2 separate regions of the Homo sapiens genome follow, and region 2 is linked to region 1. A link is a contact called in ENCODE Hi-C or POLR2A ChIA-PET data. All regions are on one chromosome and are shown on one strand. The core of a region is the stretch at or near the end of the contact, and the rest is flanking DNA. Distances in the headings are between cores, read along the strand shown. Region 1 overlaps LOC105377891 (a long non-coding RNA gene). Region 2 has its middle 84 kb from the start of MIR4464.

The links. Hi-C counts contacts between places; a loop is a spot of excess contacts on that map. ChIA-PET counts read pairs that join two places held with the same protein, here RNA polymerase II (POLR2A). Pooled maps may share reads with other maps.
Region 2: a loop to region 1 is called in a pooled map, with 5 times the contacts of the local background. The contact joins two enhancer-like sites. A Hi-C loop is called at or near these places in 7 of 168 maps with a recorded cell type or tissue (B cell, CD8-positive, alpha-beta T cell, K562 and 3 more), 1 of 37 single-sample maps with no recorded cell type and 15 of 50 pooled maps. POLR2A ChIA-PET finds 5 or more read pairs at or near these places in 11 of 52 experiments (A549, CD4-positive, alpha-beta T cell, H1 and 6 more).

Annotation. Positions count from the first base shown.
Region 1 is chr6:90,349,428-90,355,704 of GRCh38, reverse strand. All of the region lies in intron 5 of LOC105377891 (a long non-coding RNA gene), which reads right to left. Among named protein-coding and RNA genes, the nearest start is that of MIR4464, 40 kb to the right of the region's middle. Within about 2 kb of position 4,849, at least 4 of the 41 ENCODE cell types and tissues checked have a DNase peak (open chromatin) inside an H3K27ac peak, as active enhancers do.
Region 2 is chr6:90,393,861-90,400,238 of GRCh38, reverse strand. No RefSeq gene overlaps it. Among named protein-coding and RNA genes, the nearest start is that of MIR4464, 84 kb to the right of the region's middle. Within about 2 kb of position 1,723, at least 4 of the 41 ENCODE cell types and tissues checked have a DNase peak (open chromatin) inside an H3K27ac peak, as active enhancers do.

The sequences.
Region 1 (6,277 bases), core at 3,600-6,099:
CTTAACCCTCAGATTTACACAACATGAAACGTCCAGGTGCGGTGGCTCACGTCTGTAATCCCAGCACTTTGGGAGGCTGAGGTGGGAGGACTGCTTGAGCCCAGGAGTTCAAGATCAGCTGGGGCAACATAGAGAGACCTCATCTCTACTAAAAGTCAGAAGTCAAAAAAATTAGCCCAGTGTGGTGTTGTGCACCTATGGTCCTAGTTACTCGGAAGGCTGAGGCTGGAAGATCACTTGATCCCAGGAGATCAAGGTTGCAGTGAGCTGAGGTCACAGCACTACACTCCAGCCTGGGTGACAAAGCAAGACTTTGTCTAAAAAAAAAAAAAAAAAAAAACCATGAAATGGTCTACAGGGAAAGACAGTAGCATTGCCCTTGTCATCCCCCCAGTGATTATTGAAGAGAGAGAAATAGCCATCCAGAACCAGAATGCAGGGTCTATAAACTCCTGGGAAACAGCACAGGCCTCTGGGTCAGGCAGATCTAGGCAGTAGCTTTGCACAATCTCAGAAAGATTACTTAACCCCTTTACCCTTAGTTTCTTCATCTGTAAAATGGGCATAATATCACAAGTATTTGTTGGATTAAAGCAAATGACATTGTAGGTGCTCAGCAAATTTTACCTTCCTCCCCCTTTCAACTATCATTTGATAAATAATTAATCTTGCACACTGACTACTAAAGAGGATACTAATTAAATTTCATTCTCTAAAGATTTACTGAGCATCTACTTTATGTAAGGCACTAGTGTGAACATTTGGTATTTCTTGGCTCCCCAGTATCCATTCACCCTCCTTTTGATAAGCCTCCAATTTGTGTGTGGATGTCCATCCCACCCTCCCTCTCTCTTGGTCAGTGTGGTTTTGGTGGAGTTTACTGGGGAGCCAGCCCTTTCTTCTCCTAGACCTGAACCTGGGAGGCAGGGGCTAGTGGAGCCATCTCACCTCCTCAAGAGCCTGAGAATGAAAATACACAGAGGAAAGCAGATCTGAGTTTATAGAAACAGGGAGAAGCCAGCCTAACACCTGGACTTTTCAGTTATGTGACTCAATGAATTCTACCTTTTGTTTAAGTGAGTTTGAGTTGCGTTTTCAGTTGCCAAAAGAGTCCAAACTGATTTAGCCTATGGAGGACATGTAAAAACAAATAAGGCTAAAATCTTATACATTATAAAGAAGACGTTTACAAGAATAATAATACAGGGCAAAACATTTATTATGTGCTATTTATCTAGTGCTTACTCAATACTAGTCACTATGCTAACTTTTTGCACACATTGTTTAATCTTCACAACAACTATTTTTATGGAAACAACAGCATTTGACTTTGAACTTGAGAGATGGGCAGAAACTGGACAGGTGCAAGAAGAGGGTAAACAGGATAAATGGAAGAAGGAGCAAATGATGACAGGAAAACTCGGGGACAGTTGGGGAAATAGTTGGTGTTCCTATTCATTGGGGCACAAAGGGCATGAGAGATGGTAGGGGGAATAATACTGGAAAGGAAGATCGAGATGAATGCATGAGGAGTCTGGAATGCCAGGGCAAGGAATTTGTGCTATTGACAATGAGATGTTCTAAGCAAAGCAGTAAGAGACCCCAAATCTACCCTCAAATAGCTTAGATTTATCTGGTGAAAATATTCTTACAATGTAAAGAAGTCGTGATCTTTTCCAAGGTGAATATAGAAGTGGGGAAATTATTAATACATAAGCATTCACAATTTAGCCCCTGTCCCTAGCTTTTAGAGTGACTTTCCTTTGTGTCAGCAGCCAGATGTCCTCAATTGTGCACAGTTTATATAGTGGGGAAACAATGCAAAAACTTTGAAAACCTAAGAGGGTAAGTTGATCATATAAAGAAGGATTTACCTGGTGGACAAGGCAGAGAGACAGAAAGTCTGAGTGTTGAGGCTGAAGAGGTTGGAATTTAACAAGAAAAGAGAGAAAGATTGATTCTTAGGGAGCTGGTGCCATCCATATGGAAGAAGCTGAGAGTGATAAGGAAAGAGCGTTTTTAGAATGTGATGTCATTTGCTTTGTTAAGAGAAAAAAGCAAAGACTTGAGGCACATCGTTGTAATTACTTTTTCACTTCCAGATTGCAGGTGCTGGGATTTATTATCAGTAGGGGGAAGAGCTTGAGTTGATACTTAGAGAAGGGCATGGTGGTGGGGAAGAGGAGAAGCATTTTGTGTTCAGCTTGCAGGGAGATACAGCTTGGGTCCACACAGGGACTGTGCTAGGAAACTGCCTACCTTGAGAAGAGGCGTCAAAAAAGAAAAGTGAGAACAAAGGTGGAGGTATGTCAAAACCATGTGACAGGCCTCTCCAAAAGTTAAAATTACTGTATGATCCAGCAATTCCCCTTCAAAAAGATTTGAAAGGATAGATTCAAACAGATACTTGCACACCAACGTTCATAGCACCACTATTCACAACAGCCAAAAGGTGGAAACAACCCAGATGTTCATTGACAGATTAATGGATAATCAAAATGTGGTATATACAATGGAATATTATTAATATAATATTATATTATTCAGCTTTAAACAAGTAATGAAATTCTGGGGCCAGGTGCGATGGCTCACACCTGTAATCCTAGCACCTTGGGAGGCCAAGGTGGGTGGATCACTTGAACCCAGAAGTTCAAGATCTGCCTGGGCATCATGGTGAAACCTCATCTGTAAAAAAAAAAAAAAATACAAAAATTAGCTGGACGTGGTTGTCCCTGTGGTCCCAGCTACTCGGAAGGCTGAGGTGGGAGGATCACCTGAGCCCAGGAGGCAGAGGTTGCAGTGAGTCATGATCATGCCACTGTACTCCAGCCTGGGCAACAGAGCAAGAAAAAAAAAAAAAAGAAAAGAAAAAAAGAAATTCTGATATGTGCTACATGAATGAACCTTAAAAACAGTACGTAAGTTAAAATAAGCCAGACACAAAATGACAAATATTGTATGATTTCATTTATATGAGGTACCTAGATAGGCAAATCCATAGACACAGAAAGAATAGAGGTTACCAGGGGATAGAGGAGGAGGAATGGGGAGTTATTGTTTAATGAGTGCAGAGTTTCTGTTTGGCATGATGAAAAAGTTCTGGAAATGAATAGTGGTGATGGTTCCACAATATTGTGAATGTACTTAATGCCACTGAATTATAGACTTAGAAATTGTTAAAATGTTAACTTTTCTGTTATGTATGTTTTACTACAATTTTAAAAACCACATGTGATGTAGGGTTATTGATGCCATACCAGGGAGTGGGAGTTTGCCTACTATCCCCAGAGACAAATCTTGATCAGAAGGGAGGGCTATAAAAATGTTGCTCTAAGAAGACTGATCAATAGCCATGAGGCAGAGAAGCTTGAATCAATGCCAGGCACCAGACTAGGGTGTGAACTTTTAAAACAGATAGAATGTGTTAACTCTAAGAGCCAGACAAAGAAAGAATCAGGGGGATTTGTGATTATTGGATGGGGAGAGAGGTACTGGGGATGCCAGCCAGTTTTCATTATTTCAGCTTTTTTCTCCCTTACCAAATATTTGCTACAGTGTTTGATTTGTATTTTTCAACAAGCCAGATATCTCCTTCTTAATAGTACCTAACGTTACCTTTCTCAATTGCTACCATAGTTAGAACTAATCAGCCACAAAGTCTTTAAATTGTCAACCTCAGCCAACAGACAGTATTTCAACCATATGGGAAAAAGTGGGCAGTCATGACTCAGGCTAAGTGATTCTGCTTTTCTGAATGGAAAAAACGTTCCACGTTTTGATCTTGGCCAAGAATGTTACTGAATGCAACTCTGAGGTCTGTAAATAAACTTTTTTTGTGTGGTAATGCAATGTTTCCTATTGCATCAGTATATGCCATGTCAAAGAGGCAAATGTCAAACTCTCGGCTGATCAATATAAAGCTATTTTCCAACTTGTTTTTCAGGATCTTTTAAATTTCACTTTGTATGATTTCACAACCTTACTATTCAAATAATATTTTAAAATTTCAACATGTTAAATCTTTGTACAAAATCCAAAATGAAGTATATTCTTATATAAAAACTTAAATTCCTGCACAGTCAAAAATGGTTTATTGTTGCTTTCTATAAGCCTTAGATACATCTTAGCTGTGTTTTATTATCAGAGGGCCCCTGGTACCTCTTAACCACGAATGAAGTTAAAACAGTTAAACTGTTTACCCCACTAACGCCCCCATCACCACACAGTAGCAGAGAAGTGTCTTCCAACTTCATGAACTGAGGAAAGAGGGAGGTATGTTTTGATAACAAGGAGAGAAGTCCAACACCAGACTAGGTCAGTGCTAAAGAGATCGGCCTGATTAGGTGCTGCAGTGACAGGCTCTGAGCAAACCAGCAGAAACAGAAAGACAGTCAGAAGAGATGACAAGGAAGGTTGGATCTGATATGAGGAATGAGGTCTACTAAACATTACCTTTGCCTCCAGCAGCCCACATGTTACATGTGTAAGGGAAATCCTAGTGGGTGCCAATCAGACTCGATCAGCCTGACAGCTGGAGATGGTGATATTCCTCCTCAAAGCATCTATTTGCATCCACTGATGTATGCAGAACTTTGGGGGCCTTACAGGAAAAATACGTGAACCTTGTTGTATTAGTCTGTTCTCACACTGCTATAAAGAACTACCTGAGCTGGGTAATTTATGAAGGAAAGAGGTTTAATTGACTCACAGTTCCTCAGGCTGTACAGAAAGCATAAAGCATGGTTGGGAGGCCTCAAAAAACTTACAATTACGGCAGAAGGGTGAAGAGGAAGCAAGTATGTCGTCATCTGGTGGCAGAGGAGAGGGAGGGAGGGAGGAAGAGAGAGAGAGTGAGAGAGAGAGCACAAAGAGGGAAGTGCCACACGTGTTTAAACCAACAGATCTCATGAGAACTCACTCACTATCACAAGAACAACAAGGGGGAAATCTGCCCCCATGATCCAATCACCTCCCAGCAGGTCCCTCTTCCAACACTGGGAATCACAATTCAACATGACATTTGGTTGGAGACACAGAGCCAAACCATATCACTTGTCCATTTCAAGCAAATACAGATACATTTATTCCCCAAATATTTATTGAGTTCTTACTGCTGTGCCAGACACTATAGAAGGTGCTAGGAAGACTGAGAAGACAAGGACCCTGCCCTCAAGGAACTTACAATCTTAGTGGAAGAGACAGCAATAAATAGAATAACAAATACATAAGATAATTAATATTGTGATAACTACAATGAAGGGAAAAAACAAGGGTGAGGCCACTTCAGACTGGGTGTTCAAGGATTGCCTTAGAAGAGGGTAATATCTGAGCTTAATCTTCAAGGATGAGAAAGGGCCAGCCAGTCTCCCCTAGAAGGTCAAGCATTCCAGAGGTGGGAGAACAGAAGGCAGAGTAGCTGAAGCTGGTGAGGTGGGTTTGTGGAGCTGGCAGAAGCTAAGTCTTGCAGGGCCTCACAGACCATGTTAAGGAGGGGATCAGAAGCCGCTGAAAAGTTTTAATCAGGGAAAGACATGATATGATTTACACTTCTGAAAGATCATTCTGGCTGCTGTAAGGAGAATGCAGGTAAAAGTGGAAGTAGATTAGTTAGGAAGCCAAAGTGATAGTCCAAATAAGTGATGATGATGGCTCAGACCAAGAAAGTGGTTCTCAAAGTGGGGCCCCTGGACCAGCAGCAGCAGCATCCAGCAACTTATTATAAACGCAAATTCTCAGGCCCTACCCCAGACCCACTGAATCAGAAACTCTGAGAGAGACCAGGCACAATGGCTGGCACCTGTAATCCCAAAACTTTAGGAAGCCAAGGCAGGAGGATCACTTGAGCCCAAGAGTTCAAGACCAGCCTGGGCAACATACTGAGACCCCATCTAGACAAAAATAAGTGTGATGGTTCACACCTGTAGTCCCAGCTACTCAGGAGGCTGAGACAGGAGGATTGCTTTACTCTGGGAGGTCAAGGTGGCAGTGATCCGTGATCTTGCAAATGCACTCTAGCCTTATTTTTAGAGACAGAGCCAGACCTTGTCTCTAAAAATAAGTTTTAAGAAAGAAACTCTGAGGATGAGAGCCAGAGATAGGTATATTAACAACTCCTCCAGTTGATTATCATGTACCCTAAAGCTTGAGAACTTCTGGACTAGGGGTATGGAAATAGAGAAGGGCAGAAGTGAACTGTGGTGGAAGTAAATGTTGATGGTTGAACTTGGTAATGTGTTGAATATGAAGGATGAGCTCACTATCAAAGCCAGAACTAAGG
Region 2 (6,378 bases), core at 474-2,973, 48 kb before region 1:
CGGGCTGAGAAATCTTCCTGTGGCTGTGGAAATCTTGATAAGGTGGCAAGCGTGTTGTGCAGCGGTATCCTGAGGGCTGCCCGTCCTCCCACGCACCCATGGTGGGCAGGCAAGCTGCACGCTGTCATCGCCTAAGTCAGCAGCATTGGGCACACTTAATTACGGGGGAAGCAGAATCCAATTGCACTTTCTGTGCCAGCTCCTGACTTCACTTGCATCGTCATTTATTTTCCCTTTTTCATACCTCAGTGGAATAAATCTGAAAGATGTTTAGAGCTAAATTTTCACCAGCAGGTCTTCAGAAATGAATACAGGGATGAGGAATTTCATTCATTTATCCTTGCATTGGCTAAGCAAACATTTAATGAGTGCCTGTTGTATCCAGGTACTGTGCTTGGTGGTAGAGGGATTCTCAGATTTGTTTTCTAAGGTGAAAGAATTGGGATTTGGAGTCACTGATATTTTCCATGCTCATCACAAGGGAGAGGGGAGCTATAATATGTGGACATCATAATGAGATAAACTGGAAGTAATCAGCCTAGAAGACACTGTCTGGTTCCTGGAAGGTGAAGATTGAGATGCAGGTTCATAGGTGGGAAGCTCTGCCTTAGATCTGGGCTTTTGCGTTATTTCCATTAATGAGGCATAAGGTGGAAAGGTGGTGCCTCGCATCTGGGTCTGACAATCTTCTCAAATGCCCTAGAAGAAAGTCTTCCCTCCTATGGCCATTTCTCTTTCTCTTTTCTTTTGTTTGGAGAGCTTGTCAGAAAGAAGATTATACAGAGAAATACTGTTGATCATTGGGTCTCCTATGTCATGAAGGTAAATGATTGAGGATTTATTTTCCCTGCAGTTAGGAACCCCAAGCCAAGTCTGTAGGAGTCCTTTAAAGGATAGGGATTCAGACCCAAGTTTGTGTTTCTCCTAATGATACAAGATTGTTTTGAAAACTGACTGAAATGGATATTCCCGAACTCTTTGTCCTCCTTGCTAGAAAAGTCTACGTCTTCTTTGGCTGGTAAGACTAGGAAAGCAGCTCTCGTAGAGAGTTTGCAGATCATGAAATAACACAGCTACAGGGCTTTTCCAACTGGAGCCTAGAGGTTCCTGAGGTTCAGGGGCTTCTGGAAACATATACTTCCGACCTCTCTCCTGCTTCGCTTAACCAGAGAAGGTTCATGCTTAATATTCTTATATATATTAGTTTTCCTTTCTTAAGAGATCGCATCTAAAGAAAGGGTTTCTATACTGAGAGCTAGAGAGGAGAGAAAGAAGGAAGGTAGGAAGGCAGGAAGGCAGGAAGGAAAGAAGGAAGGTCCAAATCACATATTTAACAGAGGAGGAGACCAAGGCCCAGGAAGGCACAAGACTTACCAGGCTCATACAGCTTCCCAGAGCTAGCACTGGAGTGCAGGTGGACATCCTGCAGGGAACTTCCTGGATGCCAAGGCCTTTGAGTACTTTCACATATTTTTAGAGGGCATTTAATATGCTGAGTGTTATTTACTTTTAATTTAGCAAGTTCCAAAATGAACTTCTGTTGGGCCTCTACTGCTTTTGCTCTCTTCAATAGATTGTTGAGGGACAAAGCTCTATCTAAATGTCCCTATCTAACTGAAGAGAAAGACAATCCTGTTATGTTGAAGCTTAGAGGCTGTGATGAGCACCGCTTGTCACGCCCTTGTGGTGTCCTTGTTTGGAGAGGGGTGTTTGTAGAAGCAAGAGCATGAGAGAGGCAGTACAGTTTGCACTGATACAAACCCCCCTCCTCCACAATATATTAGAAGAAGAGAACCTCTGTGATGGGAGAGGAGGCAGAAGCTTGGACTAAGCCAACATCTATAATGAGAATGTCTCATTGAAACAAACTCTTTCCTTTTCAACACTACCTTGGTAGTCAACTTTTCCGTTGTTGCCCAGCTTTATCTTCCTGTCAGCATAAAAAATACCATCATAAGGTGAAATGTGTATGATATTCCCATAAATGCATACTGTCAGGAAGTTTCACTGCCATAAACTTGCCCTATCATTCCTCCCATTTCCTCCAGCTCTGTGCTTATATTCTGGTGCCTGGCAACCCTGTGCCTGCTGCAGTCACACACACAGGGGCAGGCAAGAGGTGAGAGCCTTGGGGAATCCCCTGCAAAAGGGCAGATCTGCCAAGGGCCGTTATCAGATGAGGGTGAGGGGTGTGAGGTGACTCAGACACTGTGAAAAGGCATTATTCATCTAGAACCCTACTTTCCTTTATGGTTCAGAAAACGTGCTCTTGAAATGCTATGTCTAAACAAAGTTCTGCAAATCAGGTCCTGTGTTACGTGGGTTGGAGAATCTTGCTACTCAAATGATTTCCTACAAAGCACCCTCTATCTACGAGACTTCATCCATTTGTTTGTTTATTTGTCCACTCAACAAATACATATTTATTCGGGACTTTGAGCAGGGCACTGGCTCAGGCATTGGGAATATGGGGGAAAATAAGATATGTCCCTGGGCTTATGAGCTTCAGATCATTACACAACTACTACAAGAGAGAAATCCAGAGGTTCTCATTGATCTTTTGCAAAATTGGATCTTCAAATGTAATTGCTTACAGCAGATTAGTAACTAAATAGAATTAGGTCCCTGGGTCAGCTTCCTCTCCTTCCTAGGCTCCTGTCAGCTGATTCTTCCAGAGCAGAATCTCCCACCTCTTCCTTCCAAAGTTGTAGTTTTAGTTTTACTTTGATCCAAGTTTTCTGTTGCTGCCTATTTGAAGTACAATGTGATCTGTTGAGCTTGGATCACAAACACATCTGGGAAAATTACTCTTTGAAGAAACAGCAGGAGATAAGAGCACCTAGTTTGAGCGAAAAGATCATTAGCAACGTCTCATTAACAAATATGTCTCTGCCTGTTTAGGGTCAGGTATCTAAAATCAGGTAGACAGAGCAATTAGCAGGAGGGAGGAGGAAAGATCAAACACTGAGGTTGATCCAACTGCTACTGCTGTTGCTGTCTGATCTCTCAGCAGCAGAAACAAACCCCAGGGCTGGATAAGATACCATGCCTGGAGGAGACCAAACAAACACTTGGTGCAAGTTGATTATATCAGATCCCGTCCACCTAGGACAAGAGCTGGGGCAGTAATTTGTCCTTATTAAGATTGATATACGTTCTGGGCCTGGATTTTACCTCCCCTGCCCACCATGCCTGGGCCAGGCCCACCATCTGAGTGCTCTCAGAGCTTCTGACTTGTTCACATCACTCATAACATTGCTTCAGACCCAGGGACCCACTCTATGGCAAGGGAGTGCAACAGTGGCTATACCTGCAGGACCCATTGTACTTTTTATATGCTGCACAAGCTGGAGGCTGCCAGCTTGAGAGTATCCAAAAACCCCCAAAAAGGCCCAGTCATCTTTCCAGATACACAGTATACTTTAGATACTTTGAACAGATGGGAAGAGTGGGTCATTTCATCATTACTTCCACTGACTGAGTTAGGGAATTCATGCTTCCTATTCCTGAAACTTTAGGCACAATCACCAGAGGCAATCGGAGCCTGACAAAAACATGGCCACCAGAAGTTCAGATCCTCAGAGGTAAATTTCAGGGTTATTCCACCAGGCAAGCAACCTAGACCAGAAAGCTGCCTTCTGCAAAGATGAATATTAGCCATGGCCTCAGGGCAACATCAAGGATGGCAGCTTGTGCCACCAGCCCACAAGCACCCCTCCTGTAAAGTTTTCCTTTTAAGAAACTGAGAGGAAAACTAAGTGAGAGTGGGGTGAGCCACCATCACCTTCTTGCAGAATCAGGGATGGGTCAGCGTGAATCTAACAGGGCACATGAGTGCATTTAGGCAGTGGAAGGAGTAGACTGCAGCAGAGGCTATCAGTGCCTTGTCCATATGCCCTCAGCGCTCACTGCTTCTGTGCACAACCACAGCCTCTGCAAACACCTGCTGCTAAGTACGTCAGCTGGACTTAGGATAATGCTTGGCCTATGCACAGGGAAGCCAGAGGTGCTGGGAAATTGATGCACCCAGGAACAGGCCTCAAGTGTAGCAAATGGTATAACTGGATAAGGGACCTGGAGAGCATTAACAGGGAAAGCTAAGTTGCCTAGTGCTCGGGAAAGGCCTCTCTGAGACCTGAAGGATGAGTAGGAGTCAGTCAGACAAAGAGCTGGAAGAAGAGTGTGAATAGGAAGACAGGTAAGATGAAGTCATGGCACACACAAGGAAAGGGCAGGAGAGTGGAGTGGGACACAGAGCAGCAAGAGGGACAGGCAGATCCCATAAAGGGTCTTGGGATTCTTGTCTCGGAATCTCAATTTTATGCTCCAACTTATGTGTTGGGAGATCACTGTGCCTGGATTATGAAGAATGGTTTTGAGGGAACAAGACTGGAGACAGGGAGACCAGCATGCCCACTTAGCATTTGGAGATATATGTCTGATGTGCAGAGGATATCACATGACCAGTGATACAGTAATTAAACCCACTGTAGAGGGAATGAGATATTCCAAAGGGAAGCCTTAAAAACAGCCCAGGCCTGAGCCCTGATGGACACAAACATTGAAGAAAAAGATAGAGGCAGAGGGGATGACAAAGAAGATCAAAGAAGAATAGCCAGAGAGGTAGATGAAAAACTAGAATAGAAAGGCACCTAGGGAGCCCTGGGGAAGAGAGTATTTGTAGAAGGCAGGCATGGTCAGCAGTATCAAATGCTGTTGAGAGGATAAGCAAGAGAAGTCTCATCCACTGCTCTTGGCAGAGCAAAATAACACAATCTTTTGGGAAAACAATTAGCCATGCACATCAGGAATCATAATCCAACTCCTGGAAATTTATTCAGAGGAAATACTGAGATTTAAGTGGAGAAAGAGATCTGTTTTTATAACCATGATGACATTATTTATAGTGGTTTTTAAAAACTTGATGGTAAAAACTTTTAATGCCTCTATAGATAATTTACTAAGTAAATTAAGACATATATCTAATGAAATATTTTGCAACCATTAAAATTGTAATTATGGCTACCATGAAGTAACATTAAAATGCATGTAAAATAACATCAAATTAAAAAATGCAAGAATCTACATAAAGAGTAAACATCCACATGGATAAAGATTGGAAGAACATGGAAAATGTAAATACTTCATATATAAGAGAGGTGGAATTGTTAATTTTAAAAATTATTCTCAGTATTTACTGTTATACTACTTACAGATAATAAATTACAATCTAGAGAAAAGAACACAGTGTAGCAACTTTATAATCAGTAGAAAAACCTAGTACAATGCCAAACAACTTGATGTCTTGTTATGATGAGAGAAAAAAAACCATAAAATTTGCCTCCTATACATAAAAATGGGAACACTGGACACTCAGGACTACCAGAGGTGGGAGGTAGGGAGGGAGACCCCGGTTGAAAAACAACATATCAGGTACTATACTCACTACATGGGTGATGGGATCATTCGTACATCAAACCTCAGAAACACACAATTTACCCAGTAAAAAACCTGCACGTATACCCCCTGAACCCAAAATAAAAGTTGAAAAAAAATTTGCCACCTATAACATGATTTTTTTGCAAGTATCTACTGCTTTCTGGACCAAAGAGCCTCAACCAACTTAACATATACTCAGTGATCATCTAAAGAGAATAAACGTCCAAATAGCCCTTAATGTGAAAACTGTTTACACTTAGAAGCTAATGAAAATAAAAGGAAATTAAGTTAAATGCAGCATAATAGTCACTGGAAATATGGGCTTCTCAAAATCATTGATTCTATGCACCCTCCCACCAGTGGGGAAAGGAGAAAGAGAACTAACATATTTGAGTACCAACCTGTGCTAAGAATGATGCTAGTCACTCACATCCATAGCTCATGCCAACCCAGGAAGCATGAGGACCTGCAGCAGCATCAGTAACATTCTCCAGGCAACAAGCATCAGAGTCTTGGAGTCTGGTCCTGCTTTATTCTCCGTTTCTCATGAAGAATTTCAGTGACCGTCTGCACAAGGGAAGCAAGTTAGACCCAACCTAGTGAAGTGATGGCTTTGTTTCATCAACTTACCTACATTTCCAAGTCAGAATTGGATAGTCACTTCTTTCTTTTATATTTAAACACTTCCTTTCTCTCATCTCAGATTCTTCATCATAGCCCTGAAATTCACTTATGCGGGAGCCTACAGCTGAATCTCTGTTGTGTAATGGTCCTTTATTCTAGTATTTAATCTTTTCATCTCACCTACATACCACAGTGTTATGGAACATCGGGGCAATCCCTTCTAATTGACTAGTAAGGAGGATTTCATTTCATCCCTTGGTAATCACATCCTGGGTTTATTCACCCTTCTAATAATTCTATTAGAATGTTTATAAG